3 separate regions of the Homo sapiens genome follow, and all the other regions are linked to region 2. Evidence: chromatin contacts called from ENCODE Hi-C or POLR2A ChIA-PET data. All regions are on one chromosome and are shown on one strand. The core of a region is the stretch at or near the end of the contact, and the rest is flanking DNA. Distances in the headings are between cores, read along the strand shown. Region 1 holds the start of ZNF486 (zinc finger protein 486). Region 2 holds the start of ZNF14 (zinc finger protein 14). Region 3 overlaps LOC105372310 (a long non-coding RNA gene).

The links. A loop is a pair of places that touch in the nucleus more often than their neighbours do. ChIA-PET counts read pairs that join two places held with the same protein, here RNA polymerase II (POLR2A). Pooled maps may share reads with other maps.
Region 1: a map of B cell shows a loop between it and region 2 (35-fold over the local background). The contact joins the promoter of ZNF486 here to the promoter of ZNF14 in region 2. A Hi-C loop is called at or near these places in 4 of 168 maps with a recorded cell type or tissue (B cell, adrenal gland, ascending aorta and 1 more) and 12 of 50 pooled maps. POLR2A ChIA-PET finds 5 or more read pairs at or near these places in 4 of 52 experiments (Panc1, activated T-cell and activated naive CD4-positive, alpha-beta T cell).
Region 3: a map with no recorded cell type shows a loop between it and region 2 (21-fold over the local background). The contact joins the enhancer-like site here to the promoter of ZNF14 in region 2. A Hi-C loop is called at or near these places in 2 of 37 single-sample maps with no recorded cell type and 6 of 50 pooled maps. POLR2A ChIA-PET finds 5 or more read pairs at or near these places in 1 of 52 experiments (activated naive CD8-positive, alpha-beta T cell).

What each region holds. Positions count from the first base shown.
Region 1 is chr19:20,165,843-20,169,698 of GRCh38, reverse strand. It overlaps ZNF486 (zinc finger protein 486), which reads right to left and starts at 2,485. Exons shown (of 4, transcript NM_052852.4): 1 at 2,339-2,485. The coding sequence starts at 2,368. The region is part of intron 5 of LOC105372310 (a long non-coding RNA gene); the gene reads left to right. RefSeq lists an enhancer at 962-1,903.
Region 2 is chr19:19,731,227-19,735,021 of GRCh38, reverse strand. ZNF14 (zinc finger protein 14) reads left to right here and starts at 1,910. Exons shown (of 4, transcript NM_021030.3): 1 at 1,910-2,066. The coding sequence starts at 2,064. RefSeq lists a silencer at 2,255-2,404.
Region 3 is chr19:20,237,063-20,241,300 of GRCh38, reverse strand. LOC105372310 (a long non-coding RNA gene) reads left to right here. Exons shown (of 7, transcript XR_007067164.1): 2 at 664-801; 3 at 1,511-2,319; 4 at 2,751-3,013. Among named protein-coding and RNA genes, the nearest start is that of ZNF486, 72 kb to the right of the region's middle. RefSeq lists enhancers at 2,076-2,594, 3,106-3,616. Within about 2 kb of position 2,825, at least 17 of the 41 ENCODE cell types and tissues checked have a DNase peak (open chromatin) inside an H3K27ac peak, as active enhancers do.

The DNA of each region.
Region 1 (3,856 bases), core at 1,236-3,735, 430 kb before region 2:
ATTAGTTGGTACTTTCTCCTGTTCCAATACTAATTCATTTTTTTACATAAATCTGACGTTTTTATCTTAAAAAGTCTAAAAAGTGCCTCAAAACAATAGCTTTATTATCAGTAAGACCCTCCCAGTTTCCTTTCACCTTAATCTTAACTACCTGTGGGGCTCCAGCTTTCCAGGGCTCCGTAGCTTCTCTCAGGATAAAGGCTCCTTCCATGGGTGGGGTGAGCAGGCTGGGACATCTGCAGGCGAGGCTCCCCAGAAAAAACTAACTAGGCCTTTAATAACCTCCTGTTGGCCGGGCGCGGTGGCGCAAGCATGTAATCCCAGCACTTTGGGAGGCCAAGGCGGATGGATCACCTGAGGTTGGGAGTTAGAGACCAGCCTGACCAACATGGAGAAACCCCTAGTAAACACACATAATTAGCCGGGCGTGACGGCGCGTGCCTGCAATCCCAGTAACTCCAGAGGCTGAGGTAGGAAAATCCCTTGAACCCAGGAGGTAGAGGATGCGGTGAGCCGAGATCATACCATTGCACTCCAGACTGGGTAATAAGAGCTAAACTCCATGTCAAAATAAAAAAAATGTAGTAACCCCACCACTTCGGGAGGCTGAGGTAGGCGGATCACAAGGTCAGGAGTTCGACACCAGCCTGGCCAATATGGTGAAACCCCGTCTCTGCTAAAAATACAAAAATTAGCCGGGCGTGGTGGCGAGTGCCTGTAGTCCCAGCTACTTGGGAGGCTGAGGCAGGAGAACTGCTTGAACCCCGGAGGCGGAGGTTGCAGTGAGCCGAGATCGCGCCACTGCACTCCAGCCTGGGCCACAAAGCAAGACTGTCTCAAAAAAAAAAAATTTTTTTTAACCCCCTCCTTTTGCAGACTTCATATTAGCCTTAGCTTGGAATTACTAGGTTCAAGCTTTAATTTCCATGTCAGTGTTATTCACTTGGTTTTTGAAACTAAGTGTTTGAAAAATCCAGTGAAATTACTCAAACAGTGTTTACATAAAGGAAGAAAATTTTAAGATTCTTACTTTTTTTTTTTTTTGAGACGGAGTTTCGCTGTTGTTGCCCAGGCTGGAGTGCAATGGCACGATCTCGGCTCACCGCAACCTCCTCCTCCCGGGTTCAAGCAACTCTCCTGCCTCAGCCTCCCGAGTAGCTGGGATTACAGGCATGCGCCACCAAGCCCAGCTAATTTTGTATTTTTAATAGAGACAGGGTTTCTCCATGTTAGTCAGGCCGGTCTCGAACTCCCGAACTCAGGTGATCCGCCTGCCTTGGCCTCCCAAAGTGCTGGGATTACAGGCGTGAGCCACTGCGCCTGGCCCTTCTTTTGTGTGTGTGAAGGAGTCTTGCTCTGTCACGCACACTTAAGTACGATGGCGCGGTCTCAGCTCACTGCAACCTCCGCCTCCTGGGTTCAACCAATTCTCGTGCCTCAGCCTCCCAAGTAGCTGGGATTACAGGTGCCTGCCACCACACCTGGCTAATTTTTGTATTTTTAGTAGAGACGGGGTTCACGGTGTTGGCCAGGATGGTCTAGAACTCCTGACCACAAGATCCTCCCGCCTAGGTCTCTCAAAATGCTGGGATTACAGGCGTGAGCCACCGCGCCCGACCAGGAATGGGTTTTTAACCCCAACGTAGTTTTTGTTTTTGTGTCCTTCCCCTATTGGCTGGGGTCAGACCGCACAATCTAAGCTGATCCCGGTTGGCTTAGACCCAAACTTTTTCCAAATAGGATAAACGAGCGATTTGCGAGAAAAGGAAAAGGGAGAAAAAGGGGTAGGGTTGTTTTACAACTTTTACAACTTCTGATCAGGAAGTTGAGTCTTTGAAGAGGAATTTAGTTGTCCTAGCAACCCTTTACCTCAAGTGATCCGCCAGCCTTCGCCTCCCAAAATGCTGGGATTACAGACGTCAACCACCGCGCCCGGCCCCATAAATTTTTAACAAAAGAAAAGAGAAACTGTGAACCCCACGGACCAAAGCTCTTCCGAATCGTGAACCCGCACCCCGAGTCAAGATTCTCCCCTGATGACCTTCTCGTGGTTCCCGCACCATCTGGGAGAGACCCGAAGCTGCGGGTGGAGAGCTGCTGCACAGAGAGGGCGCCAGGCCAGGGCACGGTCACTGCGCAGGGAAGAGACAGGACGCCCCGGGACCGGCTGTCAGCGCAGCCACCATCTTATGGCTGAAGGGGACTGAGGCCGAGCTGGGTAAGGAGAAGTCCGGACGCAGATTGTGGAGCTGACTACGGGGAGGCCTGAGTCCCTCCACAGCCACTTCCCATCAACCAGTCCCTCCCCTCTCTCAGGATGTCCAATGGGCACTCTCACCATTTCTAGGCTTCTAAGGGGTCCCGGCATCTTGGCTGTGGATCTCCCAATACCTACAGGACACAGGGCCACAGAGGGTGGGCCTCTAGGAGCAGAGGACACAGAGTAGCGAAGAGGCGACCTAGAGCTCCAGATGCAGCGAGAGACAAAGGCCGCGCCAAACCCGGAAGCCGTCCTCTTTGCTCCAGCTGCCTGCCTGATTGGACGGTTTCCAGCCCAGCGTCTCTGATTGGATAATGCTTAAGGCCCCGCCCACTCAGTCCCTGAGTGACAGAGGATGTGATCAGATGCTGGGCTGAGTGATGAAAGAGTAACAGCCTAAGCTGCAGCCTTTTCAGGCAGGGCTTCCTCCCTGAGCTGAGCCAGGCCCACCCTAGAGCAAGGGAAAATTCTATCTCTTTTTTACTCTCTCTCTTTTTGCATGTATTCAAAAGGTGAACAGAAGTATTTTGCTGTCATATTAATAATACATAAAATTTTTGTTAGAAAATCAACTTTTACTTTGGTAATAGTGTATTATCAATACTAAAGCTAATTTTAATAAAACCTTATATATAAATCAGATTTGTCACTTTTGACCTCTCGAGATTTACACATATATTTCATAATCACTTGTAATTTTTTTAACTTTTTATATTTTATCTACATTCTTTTTTTCAATTTGAAACAACCTTTAAGTAATTTCAAATTGTTACAGGAAATAGAAATCATTTAGAACCAGGCGCAGTGGCTCACGCCTCTAATTCCAGCACTTTGGGAGGCCAAGGTGGGCGGATAACTTGAGTCAGGAGTTCAAGACCAGCCTGGCCAACATGGTGAAACCCCATTTCTACTAAAAATACAAAAAATTATCTGGGTGTGCTGGTGTGCACTTGTAGTCCCAGCTACTCCGGAGGCTGAGGCAAGAGAATCGCTTGAACCCAGGAGGCGGAGGTTGTGTAACAGCCCAAGGGTTTTACCTTGCCTTTTGTCTAGACAGAGCTGATTCATAAAGACAGGCCTTTTGCCTAGACAGAGCCCATTCATCAAGACAGGGGAATTTGTGGAGGAAAAGTTAAATATTAATTTTGAAATAAATTGAACACAGACACAAACAATGGTCACCAAGTCTCAGAACCGGTTGTGTGACCCCCTTGAGGCATTCATTGAGGCATTCATGTAGTGTCATTTCAGAGAAATCTCTGTTTCAATCTATTCCTATATGTTAGTTATTGAAAAACAAGATAACGTTTTTGTGTTCCTTGAGCCCAGTCGCAAAGGGCCCTAGTGACTGGGCCTCATGCCAAACATTTCAGCTCCATCAGGTCATTTATGTTCCTCTCCAAACTGTTTATTCTAGTTAGCAGTTCCTCTAACCTTTTATCAAGGTTCTTAGCTTCTTCAAATTGGGTTCGAACATGTTTCTTTAGCTCAGCAGAGTTTGTTATTAACCATCTTCTGAGGCCTACTTCTGTGAATTCATGCATCTCATCCTCTTATGTTCCTCTCCAAACTGGTTATTCTAGTTAGCAGTTCCTC
Region 2 (3,795 bases), core at 661-3,160:
AGACATATTATTTACCATAGCCAAAGGCAGAAGCAACCTAGGTGTCCAGGAAAGGATAAATAAGGCCGGGCGAGGTGGCTCATGCGGTAATCCCAGCACTTTGGGAGGCCAAGGTGGGCAGATCTCTTGACCCCAGGAGTTTGAGACCAGCCTGGGCAACATGGCGAAACCCCATCTCTGCTAAAATTACAAAAATTAGCTGGGCATAGTGGCACATGCCTGTAACCCCAGCTACTCAGGAGGCTGAGGCACAAGGATTGCTTGAGCCCAGGAGGTGGAGTGCAGTGAGCCGAGATCACGCCATTGCACTCCAGTCTGAGCAACAGAGCAAGACTGTCTCAAAAAAAAAAAAAGAAAGAAAGATAAATAGATCCAGAAAAATCCAGAAATTTGATATCTACATACAATAGAATACAATTCTATTCTATTGTATGTAGATTTAGGAACTGACTAATTTAGGAACTCTTTAAAAAATGTTTAAATAAAGCATTAAAAAGAAGTAAATTGGGGACAGGCGAGGTGGCTCACACCCCCAGCACTTTGGGAGGCCAAAGAGGGCAGATCACCTGAGGTCAGGCGTTCGAGACCAGCCTGGCCAACATGGTGAAACTCTATCTCTACTACAATACAAAAATCAGCCGGGAGTAGTGGTGGGCGCCTGTAATCCTGGCTACTCAGGAAGCTGAGTCAGGAGAATCACTTGAACCTGGGAGGCAGAGGTTGCGGTGGCTGAGCGCCACTGCACTCCAGCCTGGGCAACGAGAGCGAGACTCCATCTCCAAAGGAAAAAAAAAGAAGTAAATTGGCCGGTGGCAGTGGCTCACACCTGTAATCCCAGCACTTTGAGAGGTCGAGGCAGGAGGATTGCTTGAACCTAGGAGTTCGAGACCAGCCTGGGCAACAGAAGGAGACACACATCTCTACCAAAAATTAAAATTAAAATTAAAACAATTAGCCAGGCCTGGTAGTGCGTGCGTGTAGTCCCAGATACTTAGGAGGCTCAGGTTGGAGGCTTGCTTGAATCCAGGAGTTGAAGCCTGCAGTGAGCAATGATCACACCACTGCACTTCAGCCTGGGCTACAGAGCAAAACCCTGTCTCTTAAAAAAAAAAAAAAGAAGAAGAGGCCGGGCGTGGTGGCTCACGCCTGTAATCCCAACGCTTTGGGAGGCCGAGGCCGGCAGATCACGAGGTCAGGAGATCGAGACCATCCTGACTAACACAGTGAAACCCCGTCTCTACTAAAAAAATACAAAAAATTAGCCGGGCGTGGTGGCGGGCGCCTGTATTCCCAGCTACTCGTGAGGCTGAGGCAGGAGAATGGCGTGAACCCGGGAGGCGGAGCTTGCAGTGAGCCGAGATGCGCCACTGCACTCCAGCCTGGGCGACAGAGCGAGACTCCGTCTCAAAAAAAAAAAAAAAAAGAAGAAATAAATCCTAACACATACTACAAGGTGAAGCTCGAGGACATTATGCTAAGTGAAATAAGCACGTCAGGAAAGGACAAATACTTTATGACGCCATTTACATGAGATTCCCACAGTCAAATTCACGAACTCAGACAATGGAATGGAGGTTGCAAAAGACCCTGAGGGAAGGAGGTGCACGGGGAGTTGTGCAACGAGACAGATTTCAGTGTTGCAAGATGAAAACAATTCTGGAAATTGGCTTCACAATGTGAATGTATTTAACAGTACTGAAGAGAACACTTAAAATGGATGGGAGGCAAAGAACACATTCGGTTTAAACGCAAACGTCCTGGCGGGGACAAGCCGGACTGAAGCCAGGCCAGCTCAACCACGCCCCTTCCTGCTCCGCTGTCACTCAGTGATAAAGAGGCGGGGCCATTGGATCTGTCCAATCAGGACCTCAGCTGAAAAGATGTGAGCGGCGCCACGCTGGGCCTGCGCAGTGCGGACGTCGCCATTCCTGGCCCATGGGAAGATTGCGTTTCACCTGCTCCTGAAGGCCGAAGGTGGCTCTAGCGCATCCTTTGTCGCGCCGTGACCTGCAGGTACTGACAGATCCGTAGGGAGGACACCGTGACTTCCCGGACGCTGGGAAATGGTGAGTGTGCGGGGCCAGTGTCCGAGGGGAGGTTTCTGGTTGGAACCGTCTGTGGCCGAGGCCGGGGACCTCCTTGCAGTCAACTCCGGGGTTTGCAGACCCGGGGGCCACCGCGGGCGCAGTTCGGCCCTCGGTCCTCTCTGTGGGAGCTGGACCCGCAGCCGGGAGCCCCAGCGTCCTGTCCCGTCCCCGCGGGGCGACCTCGGCCCCCGGTCCTGGAGCCCTCTATGGGCAGCTCTGCGCCCGCAGCCCCGCGTCTCCCCGGATTGTTCGGTGACAGCGGGAGGGTCCTGGGGAGATCCCATCTCGGTCTGTGGGGTTTGTGCGTTTAAGAAACCACTTGGTTGGAAACCTTACGATGAATCCACGGGTGCGTTTCCTCACTTGTGAGAACCGAAGCCTGGCTAGGTCCTTGCTGCCGGGGTCAGGTTCCTGTGGCTGTTCAAACGCCCCTGCCCTCATCACCAGGGACTGACCCCCTCTAGTGCTCCCAGCACTCAAGTCTGGGGGTGTTTTTGACCTTCTGAATGTGGGCTTTCTTTTCGAACTGCGGGGAAGGGGACTCCTTATCTTAACTGATCAGAAAGTTTGTGTTTCTTCCCTTTGGACTCCTTGATCAAATATTAATTCTAGCCACCCTTAATTCCAGTTTCCCTTCGCTCTGGGTAATTTTGTTCCCTTGCGTGAATGTGTGCGATTTTTAGTTTCTTTGGTTTCTGGATGGAATTAATTGTGAGCTTGTTCAGGTTCTTTTAAATTTTCTTGTTTGTGTGTGTTTATCTGTGTGGTTTCTACCCAAGAGATTTCGCCTATGTTGGAGTGCCATGATGATGCAAAATCTCTGTATGTCATTTGTTCCGTATATAAGTGGTAAGCATTTTTTTTTGTGTGTGACGGAGTCTCGCTCTGTCGCCCGGGATGGAGTGCAGTGGCGCGATCTCCAGCTCACTGCAAGCTCCGCCTCCCAGGTTCAAGCCATTCTGCCTCAGCCTTCCCAGTAGCTGGGACTACAGGCGCCCGCCACCACGCCCAGCTAATTTTTTTGTATTTTTAGTAGAGACGGGGTTTCACCGTGTTAGCCAGGATGGTCTCGATCTCCTGACCTTGTGATCTGCCCGCCTTGGCCTCCCAAAGTGCTGGGATTACAGGCGTGAGCCACCGCGCCCGGCTAAGTGGTAAGCTTTGAGGTGTTTGTGAGAGTGATGTTTATGACACACACCACTTTGATACATTCTGATTGTAAGTGTATGTTGTGATTTTTTCTTTCCTCGTGTGGTTGTAATAGGTCAGTGTGTTTTTCTCTGAGCAATTAACCAGTGGAAGGTTCCTAAGTCTAGAGTCATTGTGGGTAGTTTTGTTGTTGTTTTTTTTCTTTTTTTTGAGATGGAATCTCACTCTGTCGCCCAGGCTGGAGTGCAACGGCATGATCACAGCTCACTGCAACCTCTGCCTCCCTGGTTCAAGCAGTTCTCCTGCTTCAGCCTCCTGCATAGCTGGGATTACAGGCACCCACCACCACACCCGGCTAATTCTTTTATTTTTTAGCAGAGATGGGGTTTCACCATGTTGGCCAGGCTGGTCTTGAACTCCTGACCTCAGGTGGTCTGCCTGCCTCAACCTCCCAAAGTGCTGGGATTACAGGCATGAGCCACCGCGCCTGGCTGATTGTGGGTATTCTTTTGATGCTGATATGTCAGTTTGGGTACCATATCTAGTTTGGGTACCCTAT
Region 3 (4,238 bases), core at 1,576-4,075, 510 kb before region 2:
CCTTTAAGTAATTTCACATTGTTATAGGAAACAAAAAGATATCATTTAGTGATAACCTCAGTGGCTCACGCCTGTAATCCCAGAACTTTGGGAGGCCTAGGTGGGTGGATCACTTGAGGTCAGGAGTTCAAGACTAGCCTGGCCAACATGGTGAAACTCCATCTCTACTAAAAATACAAAAAATTAGCAGGTTGTGGTGGTGCACTTTTGTAGTGCCAGCTACTCTGGAGACCGAAACAGAAGAATCGCTTGAACCCAGGAGGTGGAGGTTGTGTAAGGCCCAAGAGGTTCACCTTGCCCTTTGCCTAGACAGAGCTGATTCATCAAGACAGGCGAATTTGTGGAGGAAAAGTTAAATAATAAATTTGAACTCAATTGAACGTGGACACAAACAATGGTCACCGAGTCCCAGAACAGGTTGTGTGAGCCCCTTCAAGCGTTCATTCAGTGCTGTTTTGGAGAAATCTCTATTTCAATCTATTCCTATGCATTAGTTATTGAAAAACAATAGGCAATCGCAAAAACAAGTTGACATTTTTATGTTCCTCGTGCCGGGTCATGAAAGGCCCTCGTGACTAGGCCTCATGCGAAACAACTAGTTACAAAAGAGCTAGGATACCAGACTGGGCTGAAGCTTCATGAGACCTCTTCTCATCTGTGCAGGAATGAGCGGCCGACTCTGGAGCCCAAGCTGTTGCTTCCCATCTGGTGGTGAGGCCTCCACTGTCTGGTGAGTGCAATGTCCGATGCTAGAGCCCAGGCTGTTGCTTCCCACTCTGGTAGTGAATCCTCCATAGTCTGGTGAGTGTAAATATATATATATTTTTTCCTTTCTCCTCTTCCCATTGCAATTTGCTTATTATATCAATCTACTTGTTATATCAATCTGCTTATTATATTGATTTGCTTATTACATAATTTGCTTATTATATCTGCATTGCTATTTACGTGGAATGAAGCTTGTTTACCCTTAAAGGTATTGTGTGTGTGTCTTTCCTTCTCCCCCTCGTGCGTTTCCCGCACAGAACACTTTTGGTGTCACAAACAGGATTCAAAAACAAAAGTGTGCCACTTTTTAGCAACAAGGGCAGGGCGGGAGGCTCGAGGACTTCCCATATCCCCGGATGGAAACTCCCCCAGTTCTCTCCCTTGGCAATTGAATGGTCAAGGGGAACCGGACTTTGTAAGAATTGGGAATCTAAATTAGTGCAATTTAGACCTTTGTGCGTGAAGTGCTGCAGGGAATTCCAGTCAGCAAAGGAGACGCTGAGGGGATCTCCCAGAGTGGATGGTGTTTCCTTACTGCTTATAAGATAATGTGTCAAGATAGGGGCTGGTTGCATCCTATGAAATGCAGGGAAATAATTCATTTTACCAAAGGCTAAGCCTAAAATACTAGAATTTGCAACCCCTACCACTAAAAATGAGGCTCAGAAATTTATTGGCTTGTTTGGATTCTGGAGACATCATATTCCCCACTTGGGTAACATGTTACAACCTCTGCATGCAGCCACCAGAAAACGCTATGACTTTGGGGAGAGAAAGAGATCATGGCTTCCGAACAAGATAAACAAGCAGTGCAACTGGCCCTGGATCTATGACCCATTTGGGATGGTCCCGTAGAACTGCAAGTAACTGTCCTAGATCAACATGCTAATTGGAGCCTTAGGCAGAAACAAGATGGGAAGAGGTACATTTCTGGTTTTGGACCCAGAAACTGCCAGAGGCCAGCAAAGCTTATAACCCTTTCGAGGAGCAATTGTTAGCTTGCTATTGGGCTTTGCTGGAAACGAAACACCTCTGCTTCAACCATGATGTCTTTATGAGGCTTGAAATTCCTATTATGACTTGGGTCATGAGTTCCCCCGAAACTCACCAGATAGGGCACGCCAAGGGGGAGAACTGGGGGAGTTTCCATTCCGGGATTTGGGACGTCCCCAAGTTTCCAGCCTTGGGCTCCAGAGTCAGACACCGCACTCTCCAGGCTGGAAGATTCTCCACCAGGCCAGGAAGCAACAGCATGGGTTCCAGAGTGGGACACCCGCACTCACCAGACTATGAAGGACTCACCACCAGACCAAGAAGCAACAGCCTGAGCTCCAGAGTCAGACACCACCCTCATCAGACTGTGGAGGATTCACCACCAGACAGGGAAGCAACAGCCTGGGCTCCAGAGTTGGCCACTCGTCCGTGCACAGACGAGGAGAGGTCTCATGAAGCTTCGGTGCAGTCTGGGACCACAGCTCTTTAGTAACGAGTTGTTTGGCATAAAGCCCAGTCACAGGGCTCTTCAGGACAGGGCTTAAGGAACACAAAAAGGTCAGCTTGTTTTTGTGATTGTCTATTGTTTTTCAACAATAGTAGCTGTAATCCCAGCTACTCAGGAGGCTGAGGCAGGAAAATCGGGTGAGCGAGACCCCGCCACTGCACTCCAGCCTGGGTGACAAAGCGAGACTCCGTCTCAAAAAAAAAAAAAAAAACATTAGCTTTAGTATTGATAATACACTACTAACAAAGTAAACGTTGATTTTCTCTTGAACAAAAATTTTATGTATTATTAATATGCCAGCAAAATACTTCTGTTCACCTTTTGAATACATTCAAAAGGAGAGTGAGTACAAAAGAGAATTTTCTCATGCTCTGGGGGGGGCCTGGGTCAGCTCAGGAAGGAAGCCCTGCCTGTAAAGGCTGCAGCTTAGGCTGTCTCTCTTCACTTAGCCCAGCATCTGATCACATCTTCTGTCACTCAGGGCCTGAGGGGCGGGACCTAAAGCATTATCCAATCAGAGACGCTGGGCTGGAAACCGTCCAATCAGGCACGCAGCTGGAGCGACGAGGACGGCTTTCCGCTTTTGGCGCGGCCTTTGTCTCTAGCTGCAGCCGGCGTTTCAGGTCTCGTCTTCACTGGTCTGTGTCCTATTCTCCTGGAGGCCCAGCCTCTGTGGCCCTGTGACCTGCAGGTATTGGGAGATCCACAGCTAAAACCCCAGGACACCCTGGAAGCATAGAAATGGTGAGAGTGCCCGGCCGACATCCCGAGACAGGAAGAGGGGCAGGGTGGAACTGGTGGGAAGTGACTGTGGCGGGACTCAGGCCTCTTCGCAGTCAGCTCCACAATGTGCGCCCCAAGTTCTCCTTGCCCAGGTTGGCCTCAGCCCCCTTCAGCCTTAAGATGGCGACTGCGCTGACAGCCGGGCCGCCAGGCCTCCTGTCTCTTCCTCTCGCAGTGACTGTGCCATGGCCTGGAGCCCTTTCTAGGCAGCTCTGCAGCGGCAGCGCCGCGTTTCTCCCAGATTTTGCAGGGACCATGGGAGGGTCGTCAGGGGAGAATCCTGACTCGGGATGTGGGTTCATGAATGGGAAGAGCTTTGGTCCGTGGGGTTCACAGTTTCTCTTTTCTGTTATTAAAAATGTGTGGAATCCGGGAGGTGGAGCTTGCATTGAGCCGAGATTGCACCACCACTCCAGCCTGGGCGACAGAGGGAGACTCCGTCTCAAAGAAAAAAAAAAAGTATGGTGCCAGGTACGAAATGCCAGTAATCCCAACACTTTGGGAGGCTGAGAAGGGCTGATCACTTGAGGTCAGGAGTTGAAGACCAGCCTGGGCAAAATGGGGAAACCCCATCTCTACAAAGAAAATAGAAAAATTAGCTGAGTGTGATGGCGAATGTCTCTAGTCCCAGCTACTCGGGAGGCAGAGGAGAGAGAATCGCTTGAACCCAGGAGGCGGAGGCTGCAGTGAGCTGATATCACACCACTGCATTCCAGCCTGGGTGACAGAGCAAGACTTTGTCCTTTTTTTTTTTTTTTTTTTTTTTGAGACGGAGTCTCGCTGTCGCCCAGGCTGGAGTACAGTGGCGCGATCTCGGCCCACTGCAGGCTCCGCCCCCTGGGGTTCACGCCATTCTCCTGCCTCAGCTTCCCGAGTAGCTGGGACTACAGGCGCCCGCCACCTTGCCTGGCTAATTTTTTGTATTTTTAGTAGAGACGGGGTTTCACTGTGTTAACCAGGATGGTCTCCATCTCCTGACCTCGTGATCCGCCCGCCTTGGCCTCCCAAAGTGCTGGGATTACAGGCGTGAACCACCGCGCCCGGCCTAAGACTTTGTCTAAAAAAATAAATAAATACATAAATTATGGGAGTCACCGCAAAAATATCAAATAATTTAATCAGTCATTCAAGAGCACCCAGCTATAGTTTGTAGTTTGCGGTCCATGGGAGGGGCTTGAAGGAAACA